2 separate regions of the Homo sapiens genome follow, and region 1 is linked to region 2. Evidence: chromatin loops called from intact Hi-C (ENCODE). Cell type or tissue: heart right ventricle. All regions are shown on one strand. Links, peaks and the distances in the headings refer to the core of each region. The heading gives the core; the rest is flanking DNA.

Region 1 (16,602 bases), core at 10,122-12,621, 88 kb before region 2:
AATTTTTACAACTATATTCATCAGGAATATTGGCCTGTAAGTTTTTTGTTATGTCTTTGTCTACTTTTGGAATCCGGTTAATACTGGCTTTTCAGAATGATACCTTTTAAAGAAGGTGTTAGTCCTTTAAAAGTGCGGGGTCAGGTGCAGTGGCTTACACTTGTGATCCCAGTGCTTTGGGAAGCTGAGGCAGCAGGATTGCTTGAAGCCAGGAGCTCAAGACCAGCCTAAGCAACTTAGTGAGATGCTATCTCTACAAAAAAGTTTTAAAAATGTTTAGCTTGGGCATGGTGGCATGCACCTGTTGAGAGGCTAAGGCAAAAGGATTGCTTGAGCCCAGCAGTTTGAGGTTACACTGAGCTATGATTGCACCATCGCGCTCTAGCCTAGGCAATCAGGAAAAAAAAAAAAAAAAAGTTCAGGAGAATTCAGCAGTAAAGCCATCTGGTCCTCGGTTTTTCTTTGTTGGTTGGTAGATGTTTTATTACTGATTCAATCTTGTTACTCATTACTGGTCTGTTTAGGTTTTTTATTTCTTCTTGGTTCACTCTTTGTAGGTTACATGTGTCCCGGAATTTTATCCCCTAGGTTTTCCAATTTGTTGGCATATAGTTGTTCATAACAGTTTCTAATGGTACATTGTATTTCTATGGTATCAGCTATATTCTCTCCCTTTTTATTTGAAATTTTATTATTTGGATCTTTTGTCTTTTGTTCTTAATTTAGCTAATAGTTTGTCAATCTTATTTATCTTTTCAAAAACTGATTTTTCATTTTGTTGGTCTTTTATTTTTTTATTTCTTTTATTTAGTTCTTCTCTGATCTTTATTATTTCTTTTCTTTTACTAATTTTATGTGTGCTTTGTTTTGGCTTTTTTAGTTCCTTGAAGTGCACATTAGGTTGTTTATTTGAAATTTCTACTCTTTCGTTGTAGGAATTTATTGCTGTAAAATTCCCTCTTAATAATGCCTTTGTTGTATCCCATAGACTTCAGTATGTTGTGTTTCTAGTTTCACTGGTTTTAAGACATTTCTTAATTTACTTCTTAATTTCTTCATAGACCTATTAGTGGTTCAGAAGAATATTTTTAATTGTTTTATATTTGTACAGTTTCCAAAGTTTTTCTTATTATTGATGTCCAGTTTTATTTTATTCTAGTTTTATTTCACTGATATTATTTGATTTTTAAAAATTTGTTGAACCAAAAAGAGCCTGAATAACCAGAGCAATCCTAAGGAAAAAGAACAAAGCTGGAGGCATTACATTACCTGACTTTAAGTTATATTACAAGGCAATGGTAACTAAAACAGAATAGTACTGGTATAAAAATAGATACATTGTTCAATGGGATAGAATACAGAACCTAGGAGTAAAGTTACGTATTTACAGCCAACTGATCTTTGACAAAGAATACTGAGACGAGCCTATATTGGGGAAAGGATACCCTTTTCAATAAATGGTGCTGGAGGAATTGGATTGCTATATGCAGAAGAATGAAACTGAACCCCTATCTCTCAACATATACAAAAATCAACTCAAGATGGATTAAATACTTTGATGTAAGACACAAAACTTTAAAAATACTAGAAGAGAACCTAGGGAAAACTCTTCTGGACATTGGTCAAGCAAAGAATTTATGACTATGACTAAGATCTCTTCTCTTTTCCCATCTCTTCTTCTTCTTCTGGAACTCCCAAAGTTTGAATATTTGTTTACTTAATGATATTCCATATGTTATGTAGGTGTTCTTCATTTGTTTTTATTCTTTTGTCTTTTTCTTTTTGTCTGACTGAGTTATTTCAAAAGACCTGTCTTTGGGTTCAGAAATTATTCTTTTTGATCTAATCTATTGTTGAAACTCCCAATTATATTCTTTATTTTATTCATTTAATTATTCAGTTCCAAGATTTCTGTTTGGTTCCTTTTTATGATATTTGTCTCTGTTGAATTTCTCATTTGGGTCATAAATTGTTTTTATTATTGCTTTGTATTATCTATCTGTGTTCTCTTGTATCTCACTGAATTTCCTTAAGATCATTAGTTTCCATTTCTTTTCAGGAATTGCATAGATTTTCCTTTCTTTGGGTCTGCTCCTGGGGAATTACTGTGTTCCTTTGGAAGTATCATGTTTCCTTGTTTTTCTATGTTTCTTATATCCGTACGTTGATATCTATACATCTGATGTAACAGTTGCTTCTTCCAATTTTATGGAGTACCTTTTGTAGGGGATGATTCTTTTCCTGTAGATGTATCTATAGTGTCAGTTGAGTAGGGTACTTTGGCTTTGGATCTGGGTGGGTGCAGTATAGTCTTTGTATGATTTTTACATCTATAATAAATGTCAGTGTTACCTGTGAGCTTCTTAGTGGCTTAGGCTGTGGTTGTTTGTGAAGGCTGTGAAGCATTTTTGCTGGGGACAGGGACACTAGGCAGTCTGGGCTTTGTGTTTCTCAGGGGCACACATGGGTATGTGGTCTCCCTGCCCCTCAAGGGGGCAGGTTCATAGGTGGTGGCATTAGGCCCCAGGTGGGCTGGTCTTTAAGTCCTGGACAGTGCAGTGGGCCCTGGGCAGTCTGGTCTTTGGGTCTCTGGATGGCACATGCAGGCACGCAGCAACCCTGCCACTGTAAAGTGCAGGGCCACTGTCAGTGGAGAGATACCGCTCAGATTCTGGGGAATGTGTACTTCAGGTCTTTATGTCCTGGGGCAATCCCCCTGATGTACTGAACTGCCTTTGCACTGGGATATAGGGTACTGCCTGGAGTCAGGTGCCAAGGTCACATCTGCACTGCTGATTCCAGCTGGTTTCATGATGCTGCATCCTTCTGGGTATCTCTCGGGGGGATGTCAAGGTGTTCCCCAGGGATGTGGAAGTGCTAGAGCTATTGAGCCCCAGGGCAGGATTTAGTGGTGGCTTTGTTCTCAAAATAATGCCATGTTGCAGCAGCCTGGGCCCCAGAGGATGGGGGTGCAGTGTTGATTTCTTCTTTGGGATTGCAGTCATGTGGACTCCAGGCAGCTTCCTATACTAGGCTCATGACCTCTGAGGGCTGGAAGACTCTTCTTAACTCAGAATTGCAGGCATATGTGGTGGAATGTGGACTGCTAGGGATCTCCCACTTACCTCTTCTGGCTATGAGGAGTCTCTCTTGCCTCAGAGTTGCTTCTGTCTAGCTGCTTCACTTCCCTCTCTATGCTGCTATCTCAAGTTTCTATGCCTCGGAGGGTCTTTCTCAGTTCCTTCCTGAATTCCAGTGTTCTCCTTTAGATGTCCTATGTGAAGCCTGGTTATCTATTTTTTGCTTTGGTCCTTTTTTTGTGGGCAACACCACTTCTGGGTGCCTCTATGCAAGCATCTTAATGAAATTCTTTGCACATATCTATGTGATTGCATTTATGTGACGTTTTAATCGAATCTAAACTAATTAAAATTTATAATTTATGTGAAGTCTAATCCAATCTAAACTAATTTATAGTGGAAAAAAAGTCATTTGATAATTGCCTTGAGAGAGTAGAAGAGGTTGGGGGAGCCAAACTGTGAAGGAACATAAGAAAACTTTCTGGAGTATTGAAAATGTTCAAAACATGGATAGGTTTGTGAGTTACATGAACATATCTATTTGTAATTGTTCATTTCATTATATATAAATTTTACATCAAATGCATAATTTACTTGGGGGTAAAGAGTGATGGGATGTATAGAAGAATTAGTAATGGCAGGAAGTTTATAGTTGAAGTTGTATGATGGGAACACAGGTTAATTAAACTATTCTATTTACTTTGCATATGTTTGAGATTTTTTGATAAGTTTTTAAAAAAGATTTTGAAACAAATTAAAATCTAACAATGTGGTGATTTTTATGAGAGTATTAGGAATTAAGTGCTGTGGAACCACAAAACCTGGAGCAATTACTTGCTTGGGGAGATAAAGAATGGGAAAGGCTCTTGAAAAAAAAAAAAAAAAACACATCCCAACAGAGGTGACATTTGATTTGGGATTTAAAGGCCAAGAAAGACTAAAGCAGTTGGAGATGCCCAGAATAGATAGTGAGTGATTAGAGAACATTGTGGAGCTTCTAGATAGAGTGCAAATTATTGCCAATACTTTGTACTCTTCTGGAATAATCCTTTTTTCATGGAAACAGTGAAGCAGAATGAACAGGACAGAGGAACCCAAGTCAGCCTATCCTACTCAGAGTGTCCTTGGATAATTTAAGTTGCAACACTTCTTTGCACTTTAGTTTTCTTATCTGTGAAGTGAGGGGATTCAACAAGGTTATACCTTCAAACATTTGAAAATTTTCTGAAGTCATAAGCTAGTGTGACAAAGCAAGATATAGAATACAAGGCCTGAAAACATCTAATTCCCAGAACTTTTCTACGGCCATATTTCATGTATTCTGTGATACACATTATTGTTATTATTATTATTATTATTTTATTTTTATTTATTTTTGTTTTTTGAGATGGAGTTTCACTCGTTGCCCAGGCTGGAGTGCAATGGTGTGATCTCGGCTCACTGCAACCTCTGCCTCCCAGGTTCAAGCAATTTTCCTGCCTCAGCTTCCTGAGTAGCTGGGATTATAAGCATGTGCCACCATGCCCGACTAATTTTGTATTTTTAGTAGAGATGGCGTTTCACCATGTTGGTCAGGCTGGTCTTGAACTCCTGACCTCAGGTGATCCACCCACCTCAGCCTCCCAAAGTGCTGGGATTACAGGCATGAGCCACCACACCCAGACTAAGATACACATTCTTACTTAACATTTAACATTGAAATCAGGGCATACCTTATAATCGATGATGTCAAATTACCAATGCTATAGCATCACTGCCTGCCTACAAGTACTTGGTTATAATTCTTGGACAGAATGACTAGACAACTAAAGCCATTGATGTTTTAATCAACAAACCACCTATAGACCTTTGGAGAAACAAATGCAAGTTACAGTTACTGTCTGGAAAACTTCCACTGGTATCTTACAGTAAAATCAAAAAAGATAGCATCAGCATCAAATTTTGTGAATTGATATCAGTGGCTTGACAGAACATTCCCAAGACAACAGTGTAGCACTCTTTAAAGAAATTCTGCATTCTTCAATACTTTTGATGGCTCAGTTGACAATATTGTGAGGAGAAACACATCAATAACTGAGTTAAAAAGTGCTTCAGAAGAGGTGAACCATTCAAAATGTGAAGTCTTAGTCTTAATGAATTTTGCTTACATTTTCCTTTTTACATATACAAAGGGGCAATATATGATTAGAGTATATGTCTGAAAAAGTCTAAAAGAGATTTTCATTTTAAAAGTTATGTCTACAGTCTAAAAAATATTTTCTCAGTATTAATAATACAAAATGGAAACTCAAAGTAATACAGTATGTCATAGTTGAACTGACAATGCTTTTTCTTTCTAAGATATATGTAAAATGATAGTTTATCTAGTGGAGTCTTAACTTTCTGAAACCTGATGCCTCCCCCAGTACTTTCTTCCTGTTTCTCTATACTTTTTTTGAGACTATCGATTAATTGTCATTTCTGAGGGCTTTCCATGTATAGAAACTATACCAGAGCTTTATAAACATACTCTTCACCAATCTACTGAAAACTTTATGGGGAGATAACCATTATTATATTATACCCACTTAATGTTGAGGAGATTCAGGTGTCTTACTCAGAGTCACATGCCTTGTGACACATTCCTTTCTGAAATTAGTAGAGAACCACAAAATGAACCTTCCCCGGCCCAGATAAACTTTCTAGAATCCATCAGCTCCTGTGATTTGGGGAGGCACAGCAGAAGGTACAGAGGTTTAAAGCAGTCCCCACATATACCTTAAGAAAGGCTGCCAGCATGCAGTGGCATAACAATCATAAGCTTTGGAATGAGAACCGGGTTTCAATATCAACTCTGCTACTTGCTAGTTGTATAATTTTAAGCAAACTATTTAAGTTCCCTGAGTTTCGGTTTCTTCCTCTGAAAAATGGGACTAATATCTACTTCTAAGAGTTGTGCGAGGGTTCAATAATTCACTCACTCATTCGTGTATTCAACAAGTGTTTACAGAGTGCTCAACTCATATTAGGCACTGTATGTCAGGTAAATGAATACTCTATGAAAGCCCCTAGCAGAGCACCAGGTATATAGCAGGCACTCAGAAGATTTGTTATTTTGTTTTTATTTTTCTGGACCTATTTCCCCTTCATATCAGCCTGTCATTTATATTTTGGTGAGTCCCCTCCACCCGTAGTCTATAGGACTGCTGTAATTACATGCCCAGCCTTTTCCTAGCCTGGAGGTGAGCATGTGAACCAAGCCACGCCATGGATACCCATCTCTGGAATGTGAATCTTCAGCAGAGTGACAAAGCGACTGAAAATGGTAGGAGTTCATGCTTTCTACCGCTGCCAAAACTCTTCCACCTCGGAAGGAAGCTGTCTCTCCAAGCCTGATTCTCCAGTGTTGCTATTGTTTTTGTCTGTTTTGCAATTATGTTATCATTCCAAAAATTCCCTTTTGCATAAGTTAGCCAGAAGCCATTTTTGTCACAGGCAACCAAAGAAATCAGATGCCCAGTTAAAAAGAAAAGTTAACTCCTCTTTCCCAAACATCTATTATATAGCTAGGAGAATAGAAGAAGTACAAAAAAAAAAAAAAAAAAAGGTAATTAATGGTACATAGAATTTAGAAATACTCACTTTGGCAGCATATATACTAAATTCAGAATATTTCATGTCAGATATTCTAAATAAAAATTCCATTGACTTACATTGGTGGGGGGATTACTAGGGAAAGGCATAGTACACATTGCCTCATATAAAACTCACTAGAACCTGTGTAGTAGGTAGCATCATCACCCCTGTTTTTTAGATGAAGACATTAAATCTCAGAGACATTAAGTAACTTGCTTACATGACCAGCTATAGAATTTGTGGGGCCTAGTGCAAAATAAAAATGCAAAGCCTCATGTTAGCAAATTATTAGGAATTTCAAGACAGTGATAGCAGAGCACTAAACCAAATTCAGAATTCCCCTGAGCTTGCTCACCTACCCCCACCCCCAACCACATATGACTGCACAGGTCACAAACTCGCAAAGTTGGGCTTGCTAGCTTAAGTTAGTAAGTGGAAAAGCTGAGACTCAAGCACAGGTCTGTTGGTCTTGGAAGTCCAGGGTCTCAATTAGTAAGTATGCCTGTAATGGGAATGCCCTAAATCAGGCTGAAACTGATAACCATTCCAGCTCATTCAGATTGTCTAGTCATTGCCCTCCATCTCCTACCCATAGAGCAGCTGGGGAATCAGATAAAAGGTTGATGAGGAGGAGGACTTCAGGAACTCACAGGAAAAAGTACTTAATCTGGGCCAGAAGTGACAAGCCTTACTCTTCCCAGCCTTCCTCCTGGTGTTATTTAGGCTACGCCCCTTGAGAGGGTCCTAGACCAATTACAGCAAATTTAGAGGAGCCTGAGCAGGACAGTGAAGGCACTTCATACAAGTGTTTACAGAATTGGGAGTGGTTAGCCAGGAGACCAGAAGAATCATGGCTGTCGTCAAATCTCTTCTTCCCTGGGGAGTTAGAAGCTCTGTGACAGCAGGGATCTATCTTGCTCATCATGATACCCCAACTGTCTGGCATAGTGCCTATGATATAGTTAATGCTCAAGAAATAGTAAATGAAGGAATTAATTAAAGAGCCTGCCGAATGTTAATTGGGAGAGGGATTAGATGTGTTTTGTCCCCCTCTCCCCCCAGGAGGAAATCAGTTTTAAAGTAGTAGGTAAATTTTGATGTTTGAATATAAGAAAGTTCTACAGCCCCAAGATGGAACAGAGCACTGGTAGGTCCTTTTCATAAGAGGGTCTTGAGTGTGGAGATGGTGACAAGAATATTTCCTAAGTGCATTCCTTAGAATACCAGATATGGCAAATAGGTTTCTACTCCCATGGCAGTTCCAAATGATTGATAGTGGCTACCTTTCTTGCAGGAAGAAATTGTGCTGTGATCAATTACTGATGCTCGCTATGAGCACATGAATGCCATTTTAATGTCTTTCTTAAACCTCAGTGTTTGTGACTCTACGAATCTGCACATTTTATCCAACCCAGAAATGATGGGTAAGGTTAACTTCAGTGCTCCAATGTAAGGCAAATTAATTGAAACTGAGCTCATCTCTATGTGTGGCTAGACCAATGCCTAACTTTCTTACTTCAGAGGCATTTTCCTACCCTAATTAGAAAATTATTTGAAACACATTGTTGTTCAATTCTAGTTAAATCCAAATTTATGGAGGTTTTGAGGATTTTTGTGTTTTAGTTTTGAGTTTGGCTACTATAAATATAATATCCAGCCCCACTGGGAAATTCTGGATGTCACATTCACTATGCTTACAGATGTCTGTGCAGATAGAGCTCTGAATAAATCTGTCTAAATAGCAATAAAGAATTACATTACTTCATAGCAATGTTAACCTTTGGAGGCAAAAGCCCAGACACGTTGAGGAATGGAAAATGAGGACAGAGGGGGTACAATTCCATTAGCTCTCTTCAAAAGAAAAGGCCAAAAGGGGATTAAAATCTATAGCACGTTCAAAAAGGGCAGAAAATAAACCAGTCCAACTTTGAAGAGTAAAGATTGAATATTTGCCATTGTTTCCTGTGTCCTCCACAAAAGGGGTTTATTAATTTACACTTAAGGCTGTGCCTAACTCAGTTAATTGAGTTTTAAAAATGAATAATGGACTCATTCTCTTAAAGGAAGAAACAATCACCTACACAATCTTCATTTCTTGTAGCCTGTATTTTATATCTTTATTTTAATCAGAGATTTTTAAACCTGGGTATCCAGGGATGCCATTTTTTTTAATAGAATTCAGAGAGTCACTAAAATTTTATTCAAAATTTTGTGTGTGTGTGTGTGTGTGTGTGTGTGAGAGAGAGAGAGAGAGAGAGAGAGAGAGAGAGAGAGAGAGAGAGAGAGAGAAATGGTCCACAGCTAGCTTTATACTCCTGAAAAAATTAAGAAACCCTAGATCAATTTCCTCATTTTATCTTGATTCAGATATTCACTGAATGCTGAGCTATGTGCTAAATACTATCCTAAATATTTTAACTAAAGATTTCTTCATCTAACCCTTCTGTGAAGTAAGTAATATTGTCTGCCCCTCACCATATTTTCTTCTCCAGGAAACAGAAACTCAGAGTTTAAATAACAGTAATTGCTACCATTTACTGAACACTTCTAATGTACTGATTGTTTTTATATCTCCTTTAATCTTACAACAATTCTATGAAGTAGATGTTATTTCCTTCCCATTTAATCGATGATGAACTAAATAGTCAAAAAAGTTTGGTTACTTATGAGGCTGTTTGTCTAGGTATCTGACACATGGATTTGAGCTCAGATATAATACCAACTCCCGAACTTTAGTCATTACACCATGCTATCTTTTCTTAATAGCCTGCAGCATTTGCTCATGAGTATGCTTCACCTTGAATAGCAGGATATTATTTAATAGGAGCTCCCATAGCATTCACTGCCTAACTGACCCCTCTTATTATCTGAATTAGTCACACTGACTTCCCTTCCTTTCCATCCATACACATTTCAGAAGAGGCAATATATTTCATCAAATAGAAGTAACCTAAAAATATCTTGCAGCTTTCCTTCTCCGGAAGCTTTTCCCAGGCCAGCAAAAGTTGTGTCTACAAGTATTTGCTTGCATGGTTCCTGTGAGGCTCTCTCACAAGCCAGTAATCTGTTCCCTATTTGGACTCAGTTACGTTTGTTGCTGGGATGAAGATGAGTCTTCCAGACAGAGATGAAGAAAGATAACAACTAGAGACGGATAGAGTCAGCAGAGGGGATTCTCCCTTTTCTATATATGTATTTCTTATCTTCCAAGGCTCCACATAAAACCCCCTTCTCAGCCAGGCGCGATGGCTAACGCCTGTAATCCCAGCACTCTGGGAGGCCGAGCGGGCAGATCACAAGGTCAGGATATCGAGACCAACCTGGTTAACACGGTGAAACCCCGTCTCTACTAAAAATACAAAAATTAGCCAGGCATGGTGGCGGGCGCCTGTAGTCCCAGCTACTTGGGAGGCTGAGGCAGGAGAATGGTGTGAACACGGGAGGCGGAGCTTGCAGTGAGCCGAGATCGCGCCACTGTACTCCAGCCTTTGCGGACAGAGCGAGACTCCGTCTCAAAAACAAAAACAAAAAACAAAAAACCCTTCTCCAAGAAACTTCCTCTTGGACATTTGATCTCTTGAGCACTTGCAGTTAGCACCACACTACAATTGAAGAATTGCCAGCAAGAAGAAGAGGTATGAAATATTTAATATAATAATCACTCAGTCACCCAAGTTTTTGTTTATACTCTGTAGAGCGTCGACGCTTCTGAGTGAAGTAGTTCTAATATTTCCTTACAGGAGTTAGAGGGGCCAAGTGTGAACAAAATGATTACAACAACTGTCTTAAAGGCTACAATAGTGGTATTTTTCAAGTAATATAGCAGCATAGAGGAGATAACAACAAAGTCTCCTGGGGGCGTTCAGGAATACTTCACAGAGGAAGTAATATTTAAGTGTGGTTCTCAACAAAGAGTAGGAATTTTCTGAGAGAGAAAAAAAATGGTGATAAAGACATTCCAGAAGGGGGCTGGAATAGAGGCATAAACAGTTATGATGTGTTTGGGAAGAGTAAGACTTTCAGTATGACTAGACTAGACGGAAATTGTGTTGAGAGATGAATCTGAGTTTGGGGTTTCTATTAGTCCATTTTTGTGTTACTATAAAGGAATACCTGAGACTGTGTAATTAATAAAGACGAGAGGTTTAACTGGCTCACAGTTTTGCAGGCTGTACAGGCATGGAAGCAATATCTGCTCAGCTTCTGGTGAGGACCTCAGGGAGCTTTCAATCATGGTGGAAGGTGAAGGAGAGCCAACGAATCACAGAGTGAGAGCAAGAAACGGGGAGGTGCCACACTCTTTTAAAGAACCTCTTTTAAACAACTGTTACAACAGGAACTCACTTATCTCCAAGAAAATTGTGCTAAACCATTCATGAGGGATCTGTCCCCATGACCCACTCACCTCCCAGCAGACCCCACCTCCAACACTGGGAATCACATTTCAACATGAGATTTGGAGGGACAAACATCCAAACCATATCAGGGTGAGACTGTGAAGGACCTATGTGTAGGCTCTGCTCTTGACTTCATTTTGCCTGTACAATATCATTTTCTTTTCAGTTATTTGAATATCTTACTGCATTTTACCTTATTCCATTATATAAACAAGTGGGAAATAGGAGTTAGAAAGACTGATTATGAAGATGAGAAGCAAACAACTATATAAAGAATGCAGTTTTCAAAGACAGAAACCATTAAATATGCCTAAACCAATGATTGTCTTAGCTTTAATTAAAGACTTATGGGACAAAAGACTGTGGATACAGTGTGGAGAAAATGAACTACATTTTAAAAAGTACTTTTCCTTTAAAAAAAAAATTCTAGGAGAAGAAACGCAGAAAGGAAACAACAGTATTTTTAGCATGACTGTTCTGTGTTGTTATTGCACCAGAATTTAATTAATTGCAACTTTTAGTTCATGATATACTCTCATTATGTGCACCTTTTATTTTATTAATAATAACATAAATATTGTATTTGATGAACCTGCCACCAAACATTAAAACTAGAACATTGGCACCTACTTATACTTTCCCACGTGTTCCTTTTCTTCCATCCTCTCTGTCTTCCCATTCAAATTAACCCCTTTTCTAACTCTCCTAACTCCTGTTATGTCTATCTCCTTATTTTAATATACCATTTATACAGACATACTATTACATAGACCATATACATATACTAAGTATATATGCTTGTGTATATATACACAGACACATATATAATATATATACTATTTATTTTTATTTAAATTTTTAAAATTTCAATTGCTTTAGGGGTACAAGTGGTTTTTGGTTACACTGACGGATTGTACAGTGGTGAAGTCTAGGATTTTAATGTATCCATCACCCAAGTAGTGTACATTGCACCCAATAAGTAATTTTTTATACCTCCCCAATCCCCCTGCCTTCTGAGTCTCTAATGTCCATTGTATCACTCTGTCTGCCTTTACGTGCCCATAGCTTAGCTCCCACATATAAGTGAGAACATGAGGCATTTGGTCTTCAATTCCTGAGTTACTTCACTTAGAATAATGGCCTCCAGTTTGTAAAATACATTATTTAGTTCTTTATTATGGCTGGGTAGTATTCCATATATATATATATATATATATATATATATATATATATATATATATATATACCACATTTTTTTAATCCACTCTTCAGTTGATGGGCAGTTAAGTTGATTCCACATCTTTGCAATTGTGAATTATACTGCAATAAACATACATTTACAGGTGACTTTTTGATATATTGACTTCTTTTCTTTTGGGTAGATACCCAGTAGTGGGATCGCTGGATCAAATGGTAGATCTACTTTTAGTTCTTTGAGAAATTTCCATCCTGTTTTTCATAGAGGTTGTACTAATTTACATTCCCATCAGCAATGTATAAGCATTCCCTTTTCATCACAGCCACACCAACATCTAGTGTTTTTTTGTGTGTGTATATACATATATATATATATAATACTTTAAGTTCTAGGGTACATGTGCACAACGTGCAGGTTTGTTACATATGTATACATGTGCCATGTTGGTGTGCTGCACCCATTAACTCGTCATTTACATTAGGTAGGGGGAGGGGGGACAGATGGCATTAGAACATCTAGTGTTTTTTGACTTTTTAATGGTCACTCTGGCTGAGATAAGGCAGTATTTCATTACAGTTTTAATTTGCATTTCCCTGATGATCAGTGATGTTGAGCATTTTTTCATGTTTCTTGGCCATTTGTATATCTTCTTTTGAGAAATGTCCATTCTTGTCCTTTGCCCACTTTTCAATGGGATTATTTGTTTTTTTTGCTGTTTTTTGTTTGTTTGTTTTTCTTGCTAATTTGTTTGAGTTCCTTGTAGACTCTGGATGTTACTCCTTTGTTGGATGCATAATTCAGACATGTATATTTATTATTACATTGTAAAGATTCAGTTACTCTGGCACATAGAGCTGAACTTTATTTCTTTTACTGCTGATTATATTCTCTTATGTGAATATACCAACATGCATTTATTCATTCTGCCACCGATGGGAATTTGGGTTTTTCCTTAATTACCTACCGTATGAAGAAATCTCTGATATTTTTCTGTCACCATTTCAAATTTCCCATCAATTCACTGAAATGAGTTTTATTTTCTTCATTTTTTTGGATGGGGACACTAAACTCAGAGAGAGTATGGCACTTTCCTGATCACAGGGCCACACAGTGGCAGAGCCAATGTTTCAGTTCACTTCTGTGCAAATCCAAAGCCTGCCTTAGCACTTCCTTCCTTCCTGGAGGCTCAATTTTTGACCCAGTCTGCTAAAGCCTCAGGAGACTTCCCCAGCTCATTCTTGTTTTTTTTCTGAGCCCTTTTTATGAGTCATTGCTGGGGTAAAGAGGGGATTTCTGGAGCTACCCCTGTCAGTAGATGTCAAAACAACATGTTCACTCAGGCAATTCCATGGGTAGTAGTCAGTTACACTAAAAATTTTTGGTCTAGCCAGTTGGGCGGGGCTGCATTGACACAGCAAGCTGCTTGAATGAATTTTTTCCTTTTCTACCATTTGTGTTTTCACATAGGTAATAATAGTAATCCTTTACTTGTGAACAGAGCTGTCCCATTTCCAAAGCTCTCTCTGAGTAAGAAAAGTACTATTGGCCCCATTTCGCAGCTCAGGAAACCAGCTTTTAGGGAGATGAAGTGATTCAGCTACTAAGTGGTAGCTTGAAAAAGGGATTTCTAGTCCTGTGCATGCTCTGCTTTTCCATGCAAATATTTCCTGCTTAGATTAAATACATCACTCTGTGATGGAATCTGAAAATCCAATTCTCAGGACATTTCCCAAACACAGTCTTCTTCACTATTAAGAGTCCCATTATTTCCAGTGGAAAGATACCCAGTTGGTTCTCTAACCCCCAAAATATTTGAAAACCACAAATTTTGCTAAATGACAGTCACAATACAAGGAGGAGACGGGTGATGTCATGATGTCATTTGAAGGTGCTAGGATAGACTCCTCCCTTAAAAATCTTTCTCACTGTCTGTCACGGAGATTGAATCTCCACTGCTTCACCACTTATACCTGGGTTGTTTTCAACCTTTAAAAGACCTTTATGAAAAGGTGAGATCTAGTGTAGATCCTATTAAAAATATTAAAAACTTAGACAAATTGTTAGCTGTGTGTTCTTTCAATATTACATTGGAGTGCATTGTGTAATAGCCATACCCAAGGATTATTTAATTCTCTGTGGAAGTGCACTATTGTTTGACTCAGTGTTTTCTGTTGTTTAAGGTCCAGAGTCTGTGAAGAAACATAACTTATAGATTTTTTCCAGCACATGTGCAAATAATTTTATTTGGAAGAAAGTAACTGCAAAGATTAAGATTTTATTTCCCTGTAGGACATTGACAAGTTTTGTGTTTAACCCAGCAATTTTATTCCAACTTTTTTTTTTACTTTTATTTTAAGTTCAGAGATACATGTGCAGGTTTGTTATATATGTAAACTTGAGTCATGGGGGTTTATTATCTGATTATTTCATCACCCAGATATTAAACCCAGTATCCATTAGTTATTTTTCCTGATCCTCTCCCTCCTCCCACCCTTTACCCTCTGATAGGTCCTAGTGTGTGTTGTTCCCCTCTATGTGCCCATGTGTTCTCATCATTTAGAGCCCACTTATAAATGAGAACATGCAATGTTTGGTTTTCTGTACCTGTGTTAGTTTGCTAAGAATAACAGCTTCCAGCTCCACCCATGTTCCTGCAAAGGACATTATCTCCTTTTTTATGGCTGCATAGGATTCCATGGTGTATATGTACTATATTTTCTTTATTCAGTCTACCATTGATGGTCATTTAAGTTGACTCCATGTCTTTGCCATTGTGAATAGTGCTATAGTGAACATATGCATACATGTGTGACAAGTAGGATCTATTAAACTAAAGGGCTTTTGTACAGCAAAGGAAACTATCAACAGAGTGAACAGACAGCCTACTGAATAGGAGAAAATGTTTGCAAACTATGCATCTGACAAAAGTCTAATATCCAGCATCTATAAAAACCTTAAACAAATTTACAAGAAAAAGATCCCAAACAACCCTATTAAAAAGTGGGCAAAGGACATGAACAGACACTTTTCAAAAGAAGACATGCCATACATGTGGCCAACAATCATATGGAAAAAAGCTCAACATCACTTATCATTAGAGAAATACAAATCAAAACCACAATGGGATACCATCTCATACCCATAAAAATGGCTATTATTAAAAAGTCAAAAAATAACATGCTAGCAAGTTTGTGGAGAAAAAGGAACACTTATACACTGTTGGTGGGAGTGTAAATTAGTTCAACCATTGTGGAAGACAGTATGGCAACTCCTCAAAGACCTAAATATAGATACCATTCAACCTAGCAATCCTATTACTTGGTGTATACCCAAAGGAACATGAATTTTTCTATTATAAAGACACATCCAGCATTCCTTCTTCAGTGCATATAAACACCAGTGTCTCACACGTTTTTGTAGATGATCTTTACAAATGTGCTTTTTCATTCATGAATTAGATTGATCTTGGACATGTGTTCACTTTATTTTTCTCTATAATTAAAAAACTATATATATGTTGGCAGTCCTAATTTTTTCATGCCTAAATAAGGGTGTTTCAGTTATAATGTTGCATAATGAATTACCTAAAACTAGAAATGTAAAGCAGTAACCATTTAACTTACTTAGTGTTGTAGGTTAGACTTTGGGAAGGGCTTACTATGAAGTTTTTGCTTTGGGTCTCTCCTAGATTGCAGTCAGATACCTGCTGAGGTTATAACCATCTAAAGGCTGATTGGGCTGGATGCCCAAGATGGCTCATTCACATGGCAGTAGTTGATGCTGGCTCCCGGCTGGGAGCTCAGCTGAGGCTATCAACAGGAGACCCTGCACATACCCGGTATAACATGGGGATCTCAGGGAGTCAGACCTCTTAGGGGGTATCTGGCTTCCCCCAGGGGAAGAATCCTAAGAAAATCAGGTAGACCTACATGGCCTTTACTGACCAAGTTTGGAAAATCACATACATTCCTTCTGCTGTACCTCATTGGTTAAAACAGAATTAAGGGTAGGGGACATAGACCTTGCCTCTTTCTGGGGAGGGTGTCAAAGAATTTTTGGAGTGTGTTTCAAAACCATCAAATGGGAAACCACTTTAAACTTTGCAGAGAGAAGGAAAACTCATCTTTGAGTTATTACGTTGGCAAAAAGATGGTTGAGAGCAGGAAGGGCAAGAGAAGAAAGGACAAATAGAGATAGAGAAGCCAGAGAGTTTGTGTTACTTATAGTTGAAATGATTAGGATCTTCAATCAAGATTATGGGAAGGGGAAGGAGGAAATGCATATTAAAGACAATTCAAATGAAAAATTGAAA
Region 2 (16,602 bases), core at 9,316-11,815:
CGGTGGCTCATGCCTGTAATCCCAGCACTTTGGGAGGCCGAGGTGGGCGGATCACGAGATCAGGAGTTCGAGACCAGCCTGGCCAACATGATGAAACCCCGTCTCTACTAAAAATACAAAAATTAGCTGGGCATGGTGGAGGGCGCCTGTAGTCCCAGCTACTTGGGAGGCTGAGGCAGGAGAATCGCTTGAACCCAGGAGGTGGAGGTTGCAGTGAGCCGAGATCGTGCCATTGCACTCCAGCCTGGGGGACAAGAGCCAGACTCCGTCTCAAAAAATTAAAAAAAACAAAGAATGCACCTGAGACTTTCAGTCCACACACAACTGCTGTGGGTTCCCAAGAACCTGTTCAGTGCCATGATTCTTTGAAGTGAGTTCTCCGCTCATTGTTTTCTGCACCCAAACGGAAGAAATACTTCAATTCTCAGGATTTCCCTCTGACACTAGGTAACATCTTCTATATGCTTCCTTTACTCCAGGCATTCTGATAATAGTTTCACATAGATTATTTCAATTTATCTCTGCAGTAGCCCTCTATGATAGATACTATTATCACTGTTTTGCAGATAAGGAAACTAAAGCTTCATGAGGTGAAATCAATTGCCCAAAGATCTATAATTCTTAAGTGGTGAAGCCAGGATTCATGCCTCTAATATTAAGTCCCTTTCTGGAATCAATGTACTTTCTACCTCATCATACTACCTCTTTATACCAGGATGAATCAGGGATGTCTAGTTTGGTGAAGAGAAGCATCCAGGGAGCAAGTGAAAAGTGTCTTCATGTATTGTAGGGCTATTATGATCATAGGAGTCAACCAGTTTGATGTTCCAACTGCAGAATATAGAACCAGTGGGTGGAAACACAGGGAGACAGATTGTGGCTTGACAGAGAGAATAAGTCAGTAATAGTCTAAATTGCCCAGAACTGTCTTACCTTATGAGGTAGTAAGGTCTCTGTCACTGGGGATGTGAGCACAAGCTGGGTGAGAATCTGTCAAAATGTCATAGAAGAAGGATTGGTACCTTCCCTCTGATGATGCTTTAACTGAGTGGAAGTAAGTACGCAATCATCTCTCTTGGGTGGCTTTTTTTTTTTTTTTTTTTTTTGATGGAGTCTTGCTCTGTCACCCAGGCTGGACTGCACTGGCATGATCTCAGCTCACTGCAACCTCTGCCTTCAGGATTCAAGAGGTTCTCCTGCCTCAGCCTCTCGAGTAGCTGGGCTTACAGGCACCCGCCACCACATTCAGCTAATTTTTGTGTTATTAGTAGAGACAGTTTTGCCATCTTGGCCAGGCTGGTTTCAAACTCCTAACCTTAAGTGATCCTCCTGCCTTGACCTCCCAAAGTGCTGGGATTACAGGCATGAGCCACTGTGCCCAGCCTGACTTTTGATGTTTGTTAAGAAACCGGAGATATTTCACTTGCACGGAAAGAAGACTGAAGTGAGCTCTCTGGTTTAGGGAAGAGATAATCCACCTTACCATGGCCCCAGTGAGCTACATTAGGACCTTCCCTGGTCCTGTTAGCTGGAAGGGATTTTGCTTTCCTCTGCACACCCATATGATGTCATACTGATACCTCTCTTAACACTGAGCCCTGTCCCCACTCTAGGTAAGCTGTTTATAAATGGCTAGATTTCTTCTGCTAGGGAAGCAGCAAGACATGTATACATAGAGGCTAATAGACCCGAGGGATCATCCACAATACTGTTAACCTTTCTGGGTCTCAGTTTCCTTATCTATTTAAAAACTTCCTTATTGAGATTTGAAGCATTCAAGGAGCCTGGAATATGGCGTACCACATCCCCACCCCTCTCCAACCCTCTACAAATCGTAACATGTCTTTGGGGAGGGTGCATTTCTGATTAATCAAGATATCCTTTCTACTGCTCCCCACTAACCTCTAATCCCTGCCTTCCCATCAAAATGTAGATTTTCAGTATGTGGCACATGATTGGCTCTTATATTAGTCAAAAAATGAAAGGGAAAGAAAGAAGTGAAAAAAAGAAAGAGAAAAAGGAAGGAAGAAATGAAGGAAGGAAAGAAGGAAGAGAGGGAGGAAGGGAGAGAAGAAAGAAAGGGAGAAAGCAATTTAACACATGAATGCTCCATCCTACTTGCTACTGACAATCAGATAAGCACTCCATCTGGGTGGACATTTTTCTTGGACACACCATGGTTCGTGTGTGTGTGTGTGTGTGTGTGTGTGTGTATGTGTGCTTATGCACTTGGATGGAATTGTCCACAACATGCTATAGTATGAAGATATCTATGGGAGAAGAGAGTCAACAGGAAAGAATGACTTGAACTAATCTCTCTACAGGCAACTAATTGCAGTTCTGTGGCTATTTGGGGTCATTGTTCACTGTGGGATGAATGTGGCCTCCAGATGAATGTGAAACAAGCCTCATACTTGCTGATCTCCATCTTGAACCACTTTGATAGGAGCAGAATGTTTCAGGTGCAGATTCTAGAAGACTTAAAAGCAGGTCTGTTTTTAAATACACCACATATTGAACTTTCCCCACTATGGGAGGCAGGCCAAGTAGTGGGTTTTGAAGGTTTTAAAGGCTCACTGGCCCTTCAAAAAATGGCTGTTGTGGACATATGGTTTTAGAAGCTTTTAAAAAAGCCTTGTGGGCTTATTTTTAGAACAAACCTTAACCTTGTAAAGTTTCTTAAAGGAGTCACAGAGGACCCAATCACTTGCGCCCCCTCAGAGCACCAGGCAGCTGTTCCCAGAGGCTTCCAAAACAGCCTTTCCTTGTGCTTGATGTGACCCTATCTTAGCTCAGCCTAAGATATGCTACCTCATGAGAGGGTGTGTCTTTGGAGCGGGAAGAGCTGGGCCACAGGTGAGTCAGCCAAGGAGGCAGAGTTTGCTGGCCAGTGAGTGGAGACTAGAGGATCACAGACTAACAGAATTTCAAATACTCTTCTGAAGTAAAGGAACCTCAAAAGTCATCCAGTCAACCCTGATTGGATGCTAAAATCTCCCCTGAAACACACTTGTAAAGAGATGGGACCATTTGTGTTTGCACACCTCCAGCTATGAGAAGAACGCTGTCTAGGCATTCATTCATTCAACACATTTTTAGTTGATTGAATATACATTATGTGCTCAGCAGTATTCAAAATCCTGAGGATATAACAGTGAGTAAAAAATAGATGCAGTCTCAATACAGACTAAAAACTAGTAGGAAAAACAAATGGGTCAAATGATCACACCTATACCTAACTGTAAATGAAAAAAATATTATTAGAACAATCCAAAGATTTATGAAAGCCTCTGACAGGATCTGAAGGATGTGTGAATGTTAACAAGGCAAAAGGAAGTCAAGAGAGGACACAGAGGGCCAAGCAAACATCTCTGCAGAGGCCTTCAGGCAGGGAAAAGCGTGGCATTTTAGGATAAATAAAAGTAGTCCAAGTGTTGATAGAAAGTGAGGAAAGACCTTGTTTGAGACTAAGAGCATGCAAGGGGCAGAGCATGCATGACCTTGTTGGCCATGCTGAGGATTTTGATCTTTAACCTGACACATATTGGAAGCCTCTGACTCCTTCAAAGCGGAGGACAGGTAACTCATTACAGAGCTGCCAGTTCATTCTCATGTTGCGAAGTGTGGTGGTCTTAAATCAAGACCATAATTCTCCTCCTTTTAAAAGGCAAAACCTAGTTTCCCTCCCATGAATGTGGGTCAGACTTAGAGATTTATTTCTAATTAATAAAATGTGGTGGAAGTGATGCTATGTGACTTCTGAGGTTAGGTCATAAAAAGGATAGCTTCCACCTGGCACTGTTTCTCTTCAGTTGCTTGCTCTGGGGGAAGTCAGCCTCCATGCTGTGAGGAAACAAGTAAACTATGGAGAAGCCTACATGGAGAGGAACCAAGGCCTCCTTCCTACAACCAGCACCAAACTGCCAGCCATATCAATTGGAAGCAGATCCTCCAGCCCCAGTCAAGCCTTCAGATGACTGTAGACCTGACTGATATCTCAGCTGTCGCCTCATGACAAACCCCAAGCCAGAACCACCTGGCTAAGCTGCTCTTGAATTTCTGACTCACAGCAGCTGTGAGATAATAAATGTTTATGGTTGTTTTGAATTATTGACATTAGATAACTTGGTAAGCAGCTAAGGTACCTAACAAGGAATCGCAAGGTATGAGGGTAGGAAAGCTGGCACTTTGAGGTTGTAAAGACTTGTATTTGAAATCCAACTCTTCCATTGACTGGTTGTTAGACTGAAGCCATGTTCCTTTACCTCTTAGAGCTCCCATTTTTCATTTATAACATGACATCATGCCCACAGAACCTCCAAGATACAATAGTATATAGTAATTCTCAGTGTCTTTGTCTCCCTCTACTTTATATCAGTGGAGACATGCCATTTTCAAGGCTGAGAATAAAAGAAAAAACAGATTGTATTGACAACAGGTACTGCAGAGTTGGGTGTATTCATTGCCCTAGAAAGAGTCAGCCAGAGAGCTGTTAATCTGAGGTTGCCTGAGGCCATGTTTCATGGTAAGTACTACAGATTTTCAAGCCTATTCCTCACTTGGGTTAATTGGCTTTAAGAGTCCATCTCCTGCTGTGTAAACATAATTGCCTTTTATTTATTTGAAATTTACCTCTTCATAATTTCATGTCTTATTTTCTTCATTTGCAATGCAACAAGGAAATAGCTTTATGATGAGTATTCTTATGAAAGTGATTATTTAATTATCTCTTATTATGGGCCATATATATCATGAAGACATCTTAGTTTATTCTCAAAGCACCATCCCGGAATATCTATTATTTGTGACATTTTACTGATTAGAAAATAGATATAAATGCCAAGAATATTACTTTGCCACTTAGTATTATGTGACCTTGGCTTTTAGGTCCCTTTTACATCTTATTATTTTTACTATTTTTATTTTTTTGAGTTGGAGTCTCGCTATGTTGCCCAGGCTGGAGTGCAGTGGCACAATCTGGGCTCATTGCAACCTCCGCCTCCCAGGTTCAAGCAATTCTCCTGCCTCAGCCTCCTGAGTAGCTGATAATACAAGCATGCGCCACTATGCCCAGTTAATTTTTTTTTACATCCTATTATTAAACCTCCTTTACATTTTAGTTTCCTCAACTGCATAATGGAAGATAAGAATAAAACCTGTGCAAAATGAACTTGATGTGAATATTAAAGAAGTCAACATGAATGAAATACTTAAAACAGTGTCTGGTATATTCTGATAAATTACTGGTTAGTTTCTATCATTATTTTTCTAATCAGCATTTAAAAAGTTTAGAGCAAAATTTCTCTCTTGGCCATTTTGTTCCATCCATGGTATCTCTTTCCTGCAATAATATTCCATTTTACAGCATTTCCCACATCCATTTGATGCTTTCAACAATCCTGTAACTCAGCATCACTATTGTAATTTTTCAGGTGAACAAACTAATGCTCAGAAAGGTGAACGTGAATTGCGCCAAGTTCCTTTGGTTGCAAGCAACAGAAACCAACTAATGCTAGTATAAACTAAATAGAGAAATTCATCATAAGATATAAGTGTGACTTATCAAAATGAAGTTCATGAATGAGTTACAGGGAAGAGCCCTGAAAATGACAACAACTGCAACAAAGAAAGCCATAGGGAACCCAAGCAATGTGGCCTCTCTTCTTTCTCCCCTTTTCTCTACTTAGCTTTAGTTATTTTTCTCTGCAGATTGGCTTTCTCAGCTACTCAGTACATATAGTTGGAGAAATGGCAGGCTCCCAAATTCATATGTTATTATGCCAACCACAGGGTAGATTGAACTTGTACCTCTCTTTTTGGATTCTGCATTGCCACAGATGGAACTCTGGTTTGACTAGCCTGGGTCAAGAGCCTTCCCCTAATCCAATCAATCATTGTCAAGAAGTGGGGTCACAATGTACTAACATTGCTGCTGGGAACTCACTCCTGTAGATTCTTGTAGGAAGGCCATGGGCAAGTGAAAGACACTCCAGAGGAGGCCCAGAATATGAAATGATTTTCCTAAGCCATTTCAAATGTTGGAGTGGCTGAGGCAGGATTCTCTTTCAGATATTCTTTTCCCATGAGATCAGCACTTTTCCCACAAGCCTTCAGTTTCTTCCTTTCAGGAGGTCAGCACCTCCTCAAGTTCCTGCTGGAGGAGATCTGGGTACTCTTCTAACTGTAGCCCTTCTGCAGATGGAGCTAGCCTCACACACAGGCAGTGTGTCCATAGTGATTGGATATTATTCTTTACTCCTCCTCCTGGTAAAAGAATTTTGCATCCTAAACTTGACCCTGTGACTTTCAGTGTTTCTCTGGAGGAGGGATGTACTTCTCCATATTACTGACACCAGACTTGGGTATATGACTTGTTTTAGCCAATGGTACCTAAATGGGAATGATTTAGGCCAAGTACAAGCAGAAACATTAAGAACCATTTGCAAGGTTCAGCCATGTCTTTTTTTTTCTCTTCCACAATAATAGCATGTCCCAAATATGGGCTGTTCCTTCAACCTGGGTCTTGGAATGAAGAAGATATATGGAGTAGAGCCATGAACACACTGTTGCTGCCTCTGACAACAACACAAGAGAGAAATGAACCTTTGAAAAATAACATATCTGAGTTCAATGTTGAGCATGCTGAGTTGAGGTGCATAGGGGATAAATTCAGTAGGATATATTAGTTTGAATTTTAGGAAAGAGAGCTAGATGAGAGTTACATATTGTTGTTCATCTGGCCACAGATGGTACTTGAAGCTTCGAGATTCATTGAAATCCCAGGGAGAATAGCAGCATAAAAGAGGGAGGGAATAAACATTGACTCAACAACATTAAAGTGATGGTAGAGGAAGAGAAGTGTGGGGGAGGTTGGGAAGGACGGGCAGGGGAAATGGAAGCCACATTAGCTATAAAGAAAAGTGAGTTATCTTCAGCTTCAGCACTGGAATTGCTCTTGAGAAAGAAATGCCTTTGTTCTTGTCTTTCAGTAATATCACTTCATGTGAGCTTGAAAACAGCCTTGTGAGGTGTAGTTAGAGGAGAATAGACACATTCGTCTCCAAGGTAGAAGTGAGGAAACTAAGACTCAAAGGAATAAACACCTTGCCCAAGTTTTTTTAAAAATTTAATTTGAAATTGTGGTGAACAAAACCCACATAATATAAAATTTACCATCTTACCCACTTCTAAGTATATGGTTCAGTAGTGTATAATATATTCACATTGTTGTGCAACCAATCTCCAGAACTTCTACATCTTGCAAAATTGAAAATCAGTACCAATTAAACATTAACTCCCCATTCTCCTCACCCCACATCCCTGGGAAACCACCATTCTACTTTCTGTCTCTATGGATTTGTCCACTCCAGGTACCTCATATAAGTGGAATCCTATAATATTTGTCCTTTTGTGTGTGGCTTATTTCACTTAGCGTAGTGTGCTCAAGGTTCATTCATGCTGTAGGATGTGTCAGAATTTCTTTCCTTTTTAAGGCTGAATAATACTCCTTTGTGTATACAGACCTCATTTTGTTTGTTCATTCATTGTCAATGGACACTCCAGCTGCTTCCACCTCTTGGCCCCTGTGAATCATGCCTCAGAGCATGGGTGTGAGGCATTGTCTTTTTGAGGCAAAGAGGACAGAAGGGGGACCCTGAGAGCATGTTGTAAAGACAATAAAAAAGATTTCATTACTGCCCTGTATGAGGAAATGAGGGGAGTTTTGCTCCTGAAGGAGTCAGGGAAAGAAGAATGGAGAGGGGCCAAAAAGGAGAGGTGGTGAGAGATGATCCAGGGAGGTGGGGAAGGGTAGGGATTATCTGGGGTGAAGGGGCCAGTGAAAATTGTCTATTGTTTTGTGGTCAAAGAACAGAGGTATTTTGTGTTCAATATAAAGTGGTTAAAGTGCATATTTTGTTTCACTCTTCCTTCTTAGCACATTTTAGGAAAATCTCCTATACATAAATGCTCTGTATGAGTTGGTTTTTGGTGGTAACTGAAGAAGAGGTTAGTTTTCCATCCAGGTTGACATGGAATAGACAGAGCAAGTGAATGGGGAGGGCAACACAAGCTGTACACTGTCCCATGCAGAGAGGCAGTTGTTTCCAGAGGCAACTACAAGACTGCAAGCCCCCTGGGAGTTCACAGACATTTGGGGGAGGGATCTGGACTTCCATGGAACCCACTTTAGGGCTTTGAACTTCCATGGAACACAGTTGGGAGCTTTGAGTCAATCTTGTCTAGATCGTGCTTCTTAAACTTGAGTGTGCCCAAGCATCGCCTGGGGGTCTTGATCAGGTGCAGATTTTGATTGCGTTAGCTGCTGTGGGGCTTGGGATTCTGCACTCCAAATGATCTCAAGCACATAGGTGATGGTGGTGCTGCTGGTCTGTGGACCACACTTTGGGTTGACCAAACCTACAACCCGAAAGATCTTAAAAGTTTGAGAGAGTCCTGGTGGCAATCATAGCATCCCCCTTCCCCCATCATGCCCCAACATACCATTTCCTGGGAAAATAGGGCTCTCCTACCCTCTCAGAGCAAGGCTGTGACACAGAAGTTCATGAAGAGCCTCTGTTCTCTTGTTAATCATTCCATACCCCAGTCCCTCCTCCATCCCCCACTCCTACAGGGTGGAGGTCACACTGGGGTGCATTGAGTAGCCCATTCTGCATGCTTTGGCCCAGGTTATTAGAACAACAAACAGCAGGGGGGACACCAAAGACTCTTTCTCCATGATTGGCCTCAGGAGTCCTTCTCTCAGAAAGATGGACAGAGGTGAAGAAAAATTAAACACTGGTATTTTTCTTCAGAAAAGTCGCTCTGGGTAGCCAAGCATTAATTGAGTACTTGGTTGTGAGAGGGCTGTGTGGTAAACTCCCTTGTTTTCAACAGATGTTGAAGGAGTCTGAGCCAGAGTTCAGGAAAAATGTTCTCTCTACATATCCACCCCAGCCCCTGAGCTGTGATAAAGTTGGCTAAACTACATTCAGGTCAAGTCAGGCTCTGGTAACCTCACAGAAACATGAGAATTTACTGAATGTGAAGTGGAAACGTGAAGTGGCTGGAGAGCATCCAATGAGAGGAAGAGGAGGGGACCTCACTGAACTGGGCACCTGTCCTGATTCCAGCCCTGTGCTAGGAGCTTCAGGGTCTAAGAACTTCAGGTCCTGTATACATGATGAATGAATCCCCCTGCTGCTTTCCTTTGCTGGGGAGGTAGGGACAGCCCAGCTCACTCAAGATGGTCTCACTGTGGCAAGACCATCTTCACTTATATCTGAAATCTGCCCTTCTAAAATATCCATGCTATAGGCTTCTGTGCTAATGCTGCCCTTCATAGCCACAGTAAGCAGGACAGCATCACATCTCGGCAATACATTTCACAGTTAACAAAGTACATCATGGTCATATCCATTGGCCTATCTCATTTTAGAACTACCTGGGAGAAAACAGGGGGCAAGTATTCTCCAGGGCTTGGATCAGGACATGGAAACCTTAAGATGCTGCTTGGACTCGTGGTAAAGTCACAGGCACTAGAGTCTGACTGCCTAGGTTCAAAGCCCAGCTGCTCATTAGCTGCGTGTCTTTGGACAAGCCCCTCAAGCCCTGTAAGCCTGGGTTTTCTCATCTGTAAAATGGGGTTAATGATATTACATACTGGAGAGGGCTATTGTAATGACTAAACAAAAGTAAAGTGTCTTACCTCTGGGTTATAGAAACTTCTTTCTGCTATTGAGGAGGGAGAGAAGAAAATGATGGAGGTTGAGTGACTTGCTCAATGCCACAAAATGGCGGCATCATATGAAGAACGCAGATATTCTGATGTTAACTCCAAAACACTTTCCATGAAATTCAATATCTTGCATTACTAGGTGTTTCAGAGACTGAAACTCCCCAGTGATCCCATGTTGGCAGGATTTAGCCCCACACTGTACTGCTCACAATAGGTGATTACACTGTGGTATGGTCAGGGAGTAGCGGCCTTCCTTGAGTCCCCTGCAGCATGAAATTGTTTTGTTAACACTTCATGCCTAGGAGTTAGGCTGCCCTTTTCCCTTCAGTGTCTTTTAAAATGCAAACACCCTAGCAGGGTTGGGGGCTAAAGAAGGGAACCCACATTGACTGAAAGCCTGTCATGGTTCAACCATTCCACAGAAGTCAGCTCCCTGCATGCTCACAATATTTGTGCAAAGCACGGTGTTATTCCTGCTTCATATGTGAAGAGAAAAATGAAAGCCCAGAGAGATTAAGTAACTTACCTGAGGTCACACAACTAGCATTGGATGGGATAAGGATTTGAACCACAGAAGTCTGACTCCGGGGTCTACACTCCTAATCACTAGGATGCAGCCCCTAATCGGATGCTACTTCTATCTTATAGGAAGAGGAGAAGATTAGTATTTACAGAGGACTTCTCCTGCATAGCACAGTTTATAGCTGTTTTGCCCTCCCTTGCTCATTCTCTATTCCATATCAACACAGATGTGAAACTTAATCCCTTTTTCATTTCCCACCCCCTCAAAAAAAAAATACTGCATACAGAGCATTTGTGTGTAGGAGATCTTCCCCAAATATGCCTTTACACGTAAATATACATTGTCTCATCTGACCCTTCCACCAACACTACAAGATGAACACCAATTGCCCTTAGTTTTGCAGCTGGTGAAGCTCAGAGAGGTTAAGTAACTTGCTGAGTAACTATCTATTGAGTGGGAACTCAGCTAGCTCATCCTCTAGGCCACACTGCCTCCAAGCTTGCAGGCAGTGTCTAACATACACCCCGGGGGCCTTAGTCAGATTCTTTTAGGATGTCATAACAGGCAGCTGGGGCTGGGCAGGCCCAAAGTTCAGCCCCTCCAGAAAGAATTCTCATTCACCAGGGTGGGGAGGTCACTGGGGAGTAATGAGGGGTGGTGGTGGGGGTATCCAACACAGCGGGTGGAGTAGGTTTGCAGAGAGTTTGGGATGGGAAGGAACGAATGCTACAGGCAGGCTGTCAGTGTCAGGAATTTCAGCTATTTTCCAGAAGATAAGTCTGACCCACTGTGGATCTTGGAATCCAGCTATGTGTGTACCCAAGCAAGCCAGAGATTCAACAGCATATGGTCCACAATAGGCAGGTGTGCCCCACCAAGGGCAGATGATAAGGGCTCACAGATGGAATGAGGCCAAGAAAGAATCAAGCAGGACCCCTCTTGGGGTAACTGCAGAGGTCCGGGGTATCATAGTGGTTAAGAGAGAAGATTTCTGAGGCCACATCACCTGGGTTCCAACCTGAGCTTCTCAGGTTTTAGCTGTGTGTCCTTGGCAAGTAACTTAAGTCCTCCGTGTCTCATGTTCCTCACCTATCTAATGGAAATATTAATAGAATTGAACCCATAAATGCGTTATGGAGATTAAATAAATGAGAAAGAGAAAAGCACTCCCTGACTTCTCACAGGACTATGAACTGACCGAGCACTGAAAGCTAGGCCTCCATGTTGGGTGCTGGCCTGGCACTCATGGCTAGGTTGAGGTGTTCTCCCATGGAACATGAATAATCTCACAAGTGATACAAAATTTTTAAAAAGACTATTTTATAATTTTTTGCCAAGCACAGACAAAAACAGGGTCACTGTGCAAACCACAAAAATACCAAATATCTGCATCTCCCAACTAATATGAGTGATTGCTGCTTCTTTACTAAGGACTTCTTAGGCCTCCTTCTAGTCTTCTCTCCCTCTAGATAAGATTCATTAAAATACTCAATCATAGGATCATCCCCATTTTCTGGCAGCACCCAATACAGAGCAAACCCCCACTTCCGTAAACTCTCTCCATTATCACCTAACTCAAGCTCACAGCATGTAAGTGCTTTCTAATACCCTCTACTGAGGCACCCCATGAATCTCTATGACGTGATTTCTCCCTCATTGCAACACATCAATAAGCTCAATTTTGTTCAACTACAGTTGTGTTCCTGGTGGTTTTTGGCTGGAGGGCATGGACGTAAGTTAATAACTGGAAAGCGTGTAGAACAGTTCCTGGCACAGGAAAAGTACCATGTAAGGGAGGCCATCATAATTGCTGGGTAGGTTACCAAGGCAGACTCAGGTACAGGAGGGAAAGCAACAGGCAGGACAGAGGCCAAGTGGAATAGTGGATTTAAGGCCAGGGGACTTCAATTTACATCCCTTCCTACTACTCATAGCAGTAACTAACATGCTATTAAGCACTTCAGAAGGGCCAGGCAAGATATTGAGTATTTAATGTGGATGATCTCATCTATTTACTGTGTTACCAGAGGCAAGTTGCTTAACCTCTCTGAGCCTTAGTTTCTCCATCTGTAAAAAAATGGGAAAAAGAAAAATACTTACCTCATAGGTTTGTCCTAAGACAACAATGAGAATGTAAGTGTGCTGCAGGCTAGGAAATTATATAAAAATATGACTTCAATGGGCAAAATCTGGGCTACAGGCATAAGGCTGCCTGGTTATGCCAACTTAAATCCAAAGTTGGCAAGGGAGAGAGAGCTAGGCTGATTTAAAGTAAGGTCACTTAAATTCCTGTATCATTTTACATTAGTATTGTTGAGGCTGTTTGACTGTGAACTTTGTTGCTTTGCAACAAGAGGGGAAGGGCATCACTCTCAGGATTCCCTTCATGTAGCCTCACGCTGCCACGGAGCTCCTTGTTTGGGGAGACCAGGAGTGATGCAAGCTTTGTTTCATGTCCCTTACTCACATAAGCAAGAAACTTGTTCAAGAACTGGTTTCTTGGACAAAATGAGAATATAGTTAATTTTTACTCTATATATTTGTGATGAGGATCAAAGAAGAAGGTGGGTATGAGACTGTTGTAAGCTATGATGGGGACGTTATCAGTCCCTCTGAGGCTGCTTCCTGCAGAGCAGTCTCTCACTTGGGAATTCAATTGGCTGTTGAGGACTGAGTTCTTGCCCAAGGTGCTTGTTCGTGTATTGGTGTGAATTAACGCCCGCCCTGTAAAGCCACAAGCATTAGGTAGGGTACAGGGTAAGTGTACCAGGGATCCCTACACTGGACTTACGTGAAATAGAACTTTATTTCTCTCTTACCTAATAGTCCAGAGGAATGTAGTCAGGTGAGTGGGGTGGCTCTGCTCCACAGGGCACCCCATGTGACTTCCAACTTGTTTTTGCACCATTCCTACAGTGTTGGCTTCATCTCTGGTTGAGGCTGGGTTACTGTCTTATTCCATTTCCAGCCTGCAGGGAGAAAAAGAAGCAAGTCCAGCATAAGGGACTTTGTTTTTAAAGAGGGTGACCTGGAGGTTTCAGGCATCACTTACCCTACCTCACATCCCCACACTGCAAGGAAAGATGAAAAATGGAGTCTCCAGTTGGGTGACCATGTGCCCAGCTTCCATTTGGTAGTTTTATTATTCTAAGTTCAGAAGCAGAAATAGCAGAAGCAAGGAGAGCATTACAGGAAGGAATGCTAATCAGTTCACCCACTGGATCACTGAGCCAGAGCTAGTATCTGTACTGAGTAAATATATGGGTGAAAATCAGACAGAGAGTTTATTCAGATGTTTGAATTACACAACGCCAAAAGTCAAATATTTCGAGCCATTCTAGCAAATCTTTACATTTTTTTGTTTCCCTGTAGATCTTGGCACTGGGCCGGCAGAGCCTAGTTTACATAATTTACTATGTGAGCACTCATATACACCCACACACCTATAAGCAGGTATGTACATACATACATAATATATACATATACATACATGCACATATAGATTTAATATGCATAGATCTTAATCATGTACTAAAGGAATGTAAAACATTACTTACTCTCCCTCTTTTTAGCATAATAATGAAATTGTTGAAAAAAATGAAGTCTTAGGAACCAGAGATAGGGGCTCAAGTGTAGCCTATGACATTGGTACATGTTGTAACTCTGGGAAGTTATTCAATTTCTCTTGACTTCAGCTTCCACATTTGTAAAATGAGTATGATATTACCTGTTTGAAAAATTGTTTTGAAATTAAATAAAATGCCATACTTATTTGCCAGACATAATGCTTTAAGTATAGTTGGTACATAATACATATTAACTTATTTTATTATTATTATTATTGGGCAAGTGAGGCCCAAGCAAGTTAATAGTAAACTAGGAATTTTTCATCCCCTACTTCCTTCCTCAATATAAAGCAAGACCCTTTTGAAACATGTGCTGCTCTCAGGTACACTTATTTCTTTTTAAAACTTGGTAAGATTTTTAAAGTAAATTGTTTATTGAAGTATAATATCCATACTGAAAAGTACACAAATCCTAAGTGTATAGTTCACTGATTTTTTTCAAATGAGAATCTGTCTCCAGGCTATTAGCAGTTAAAAAACAAAAAACAAAAAACAGAAGATTCTCAGAGCCTAGAAACCCCTTTCATTATATCCCCTAAGTATAATTGGTATTTTACATTATAGACTAATTTTGCTGTTTTATACTTTATACAAGTAGAATCACAAATAGATATTCTTCATAACTGGCTTTTTTTTCACTCTATGCACTATTTGAGACATTTATCCATATTGTTTTTTGTAGTTATAGCTTGCTTGCTTCTTCTCAATTCTATACAGTGTTTTCATGAATACACTACAATGTATTTATCCATTCTACTGTTGATGGACATCTGGGTTGTTCCTGGGTTTTGGCTATTATCAATAATCCTGTTAACAAACATTCTTGCATGTGTCTTTGGTGAACCCATTTCCACTGGGTACATACCTGCAAGTGGAATTTCTGAGTGTTAGGATTTGTACATGTTTACCTCCTGTGGATACTGCCATGCAGTTTAACCAAGTGGTTGAAGGATCTCCTACTTTTAACTTGTGGGGACATGAGAGGCTTTGATAGTTCCATCTGCTCCCAATCTCTCCCTCACTGGACCTATGCTTCCTGGAATCCAGGAATTTTACTATTTGGACTCAGTAGCATCAGGGTAACCCAATATATTAGTTATTTATTGCTATGCCACAAATCCCCTCCAAACACAGTGGCCTTAAACAAAAATACGTATTTATTATTTCTGTTTCTGTAGCTCAAGAATTTGGGAGTGGCTTGGCTGGTGGTTTAAGCTTGAAGTCTCTAATAAGATTGAATCCGGTGTTGGACTGGGCTATAGTCATCTGAAGGGTTGCCTGAATCTAGAGGATCGACTTCCATGGTGGTTCTCTCATATGACTGGCAAGTTGGTACTGGCTGTTGGCAGGAGGCCTTAATTTTTCTGTGTATTAATCTATCTACAGGGTTGCTTGGGTGTCCTCACAACATGGTGGCTGGCTTCCCCCAGTGGGAGCAATCCTAGATCCCAAGGTGAAAGCAGCAATGTATTTTATGACATTGCCTCGACATCACACACTGTCATTTTCTGAGTATTTTATTGGCCATAAAGTAATCCTTATTCAATATGAGAGGGGACTATAGAAGGGCATAAACTCCAGAAAGTGATGCTCATTAGGATCCCTCTTGGAGGCTGGCTACCACATCATTAAGCCCTTCCTAACACCAAATAAAGATGTTTCTTTGTGATAATTGGAGCTATAAGTGATTAGCACAGGAAACAGGTAAATTGTGATAGACATGGAGAGAGAAAGAAGAGGAAATATAGAGAATAAGTTAAGTCCAGGGAGAAAGACAGGCTTGAATAAAGCATCCAAGAGGCAGCTGAGTATCTGGGCAGGAGTGAATGAAAAAATAAAGTATATGTGTGTGGTGGGGTTGGGGGATGGGGACTGTAAGTAGAGGCCATAAAGTGCTTTCATTTACTTACTAATTAGATTAGGATTTTCACTGATGAAGACTCAAATCTGATATTGTTTGGATAAAAGTATTAACCCAAAGTATTAGCAATTTTTCTCATAGGCCATGTAATTTACCTTCCATCCATTAATTTATCCATCTCGAATTAAGCATGCAGAAAAATGCCAGGAGCTATTCTAGAGGGTGATGGGGGATGCAGAATTGAGCAAATATACAAACCCTGACACGGGGGGTGAGAGAGGGAACTAATATGTATTGAGAATCTGTTGTGTTCTAGGACATTCACATTTATTGTCTTAATTCTCATAACTACTCTAGACGTTGGTATTATGGTTCCCATCATGCAGATGAACAAACTGAGGCTTGAGAGTTTAACTGACCTACTGAGAGTTAGAGCTGAAAAGTAGTGAAGCTGAGTGCACTTGTACAAAGTAGAAAGTGAGTAAGTGCCAGAGAAAAGTACAGATACAGTACAATGGCATTCAGGCAATGGCGTAAGTTCTGTTGCTTGGGGAGGTAAGAGGGAGCTTCATGAGATGGTAGCATTTTAGCTGAGTCTTAGTAGATGAGTAGGAGATGATGGAGAAAGGCCATGTGTCAGGAGTAAAGTGTATCAAAAACAAAAGCATAAAGGGAGAAATGGATAATTTTAAATAAAATTTATAGGAGGCCATTGATTTGGACTGAGCTCCTGTACCAGGTCCAAAAGACCAAACCAAAATGGAATCATTCATGTTAAATTTCCACATCACCAAGCTGAGACAAAATTGTTTATCTGACTTTCTGATAAATCAACAGAGAGAGAAATAATAGCCAA

The links. Hi-C counts contacts between places; a loop is a spot of excess contacts. Peaks named below come from ENCODE experiments on the same cell type or tissue, not always from the same donor. Only the 100,000 strongest peaks of a DNase experiment are listed, where the experiment ranks them.
Region 1: a loop joins it to region 2, with 2.2 times the contacts of the local background. A loop is called at or near these places in 3 of 110 quality-filtered maps.

What each region holds. Positions count from the first base shown.
Region 1 is chr1:59,269,663-59,286,264 of GRCh38, reverse strand. No RefSeq gene overlaps it. Among named protein-coding and RNA genes, the nearest start is that of FGGY-DT, 19 kb to the left of the region's middle. RefSeq lists an enhancer at 13,521-13,630. In heart right ventricle, for the core only: no CTCF peak of the experiment used is centred there; no DNase peak of the experiment used is centred there; H3K27ac peaks cover 110 bases.
Region 2 is chr1:59,181,057-59,197,658 of GRCh38, reverse strand. No RefSeq gene overlaps it. Among named protein-coding and RNA genes, the nearest start is that of HSD52, 43 kb to the right of the region's middle. In heart right ventricle, for the core only: no CTCF peak of the experiment used is centred there; a DNase peak (open chromatin) is centred at 10,855.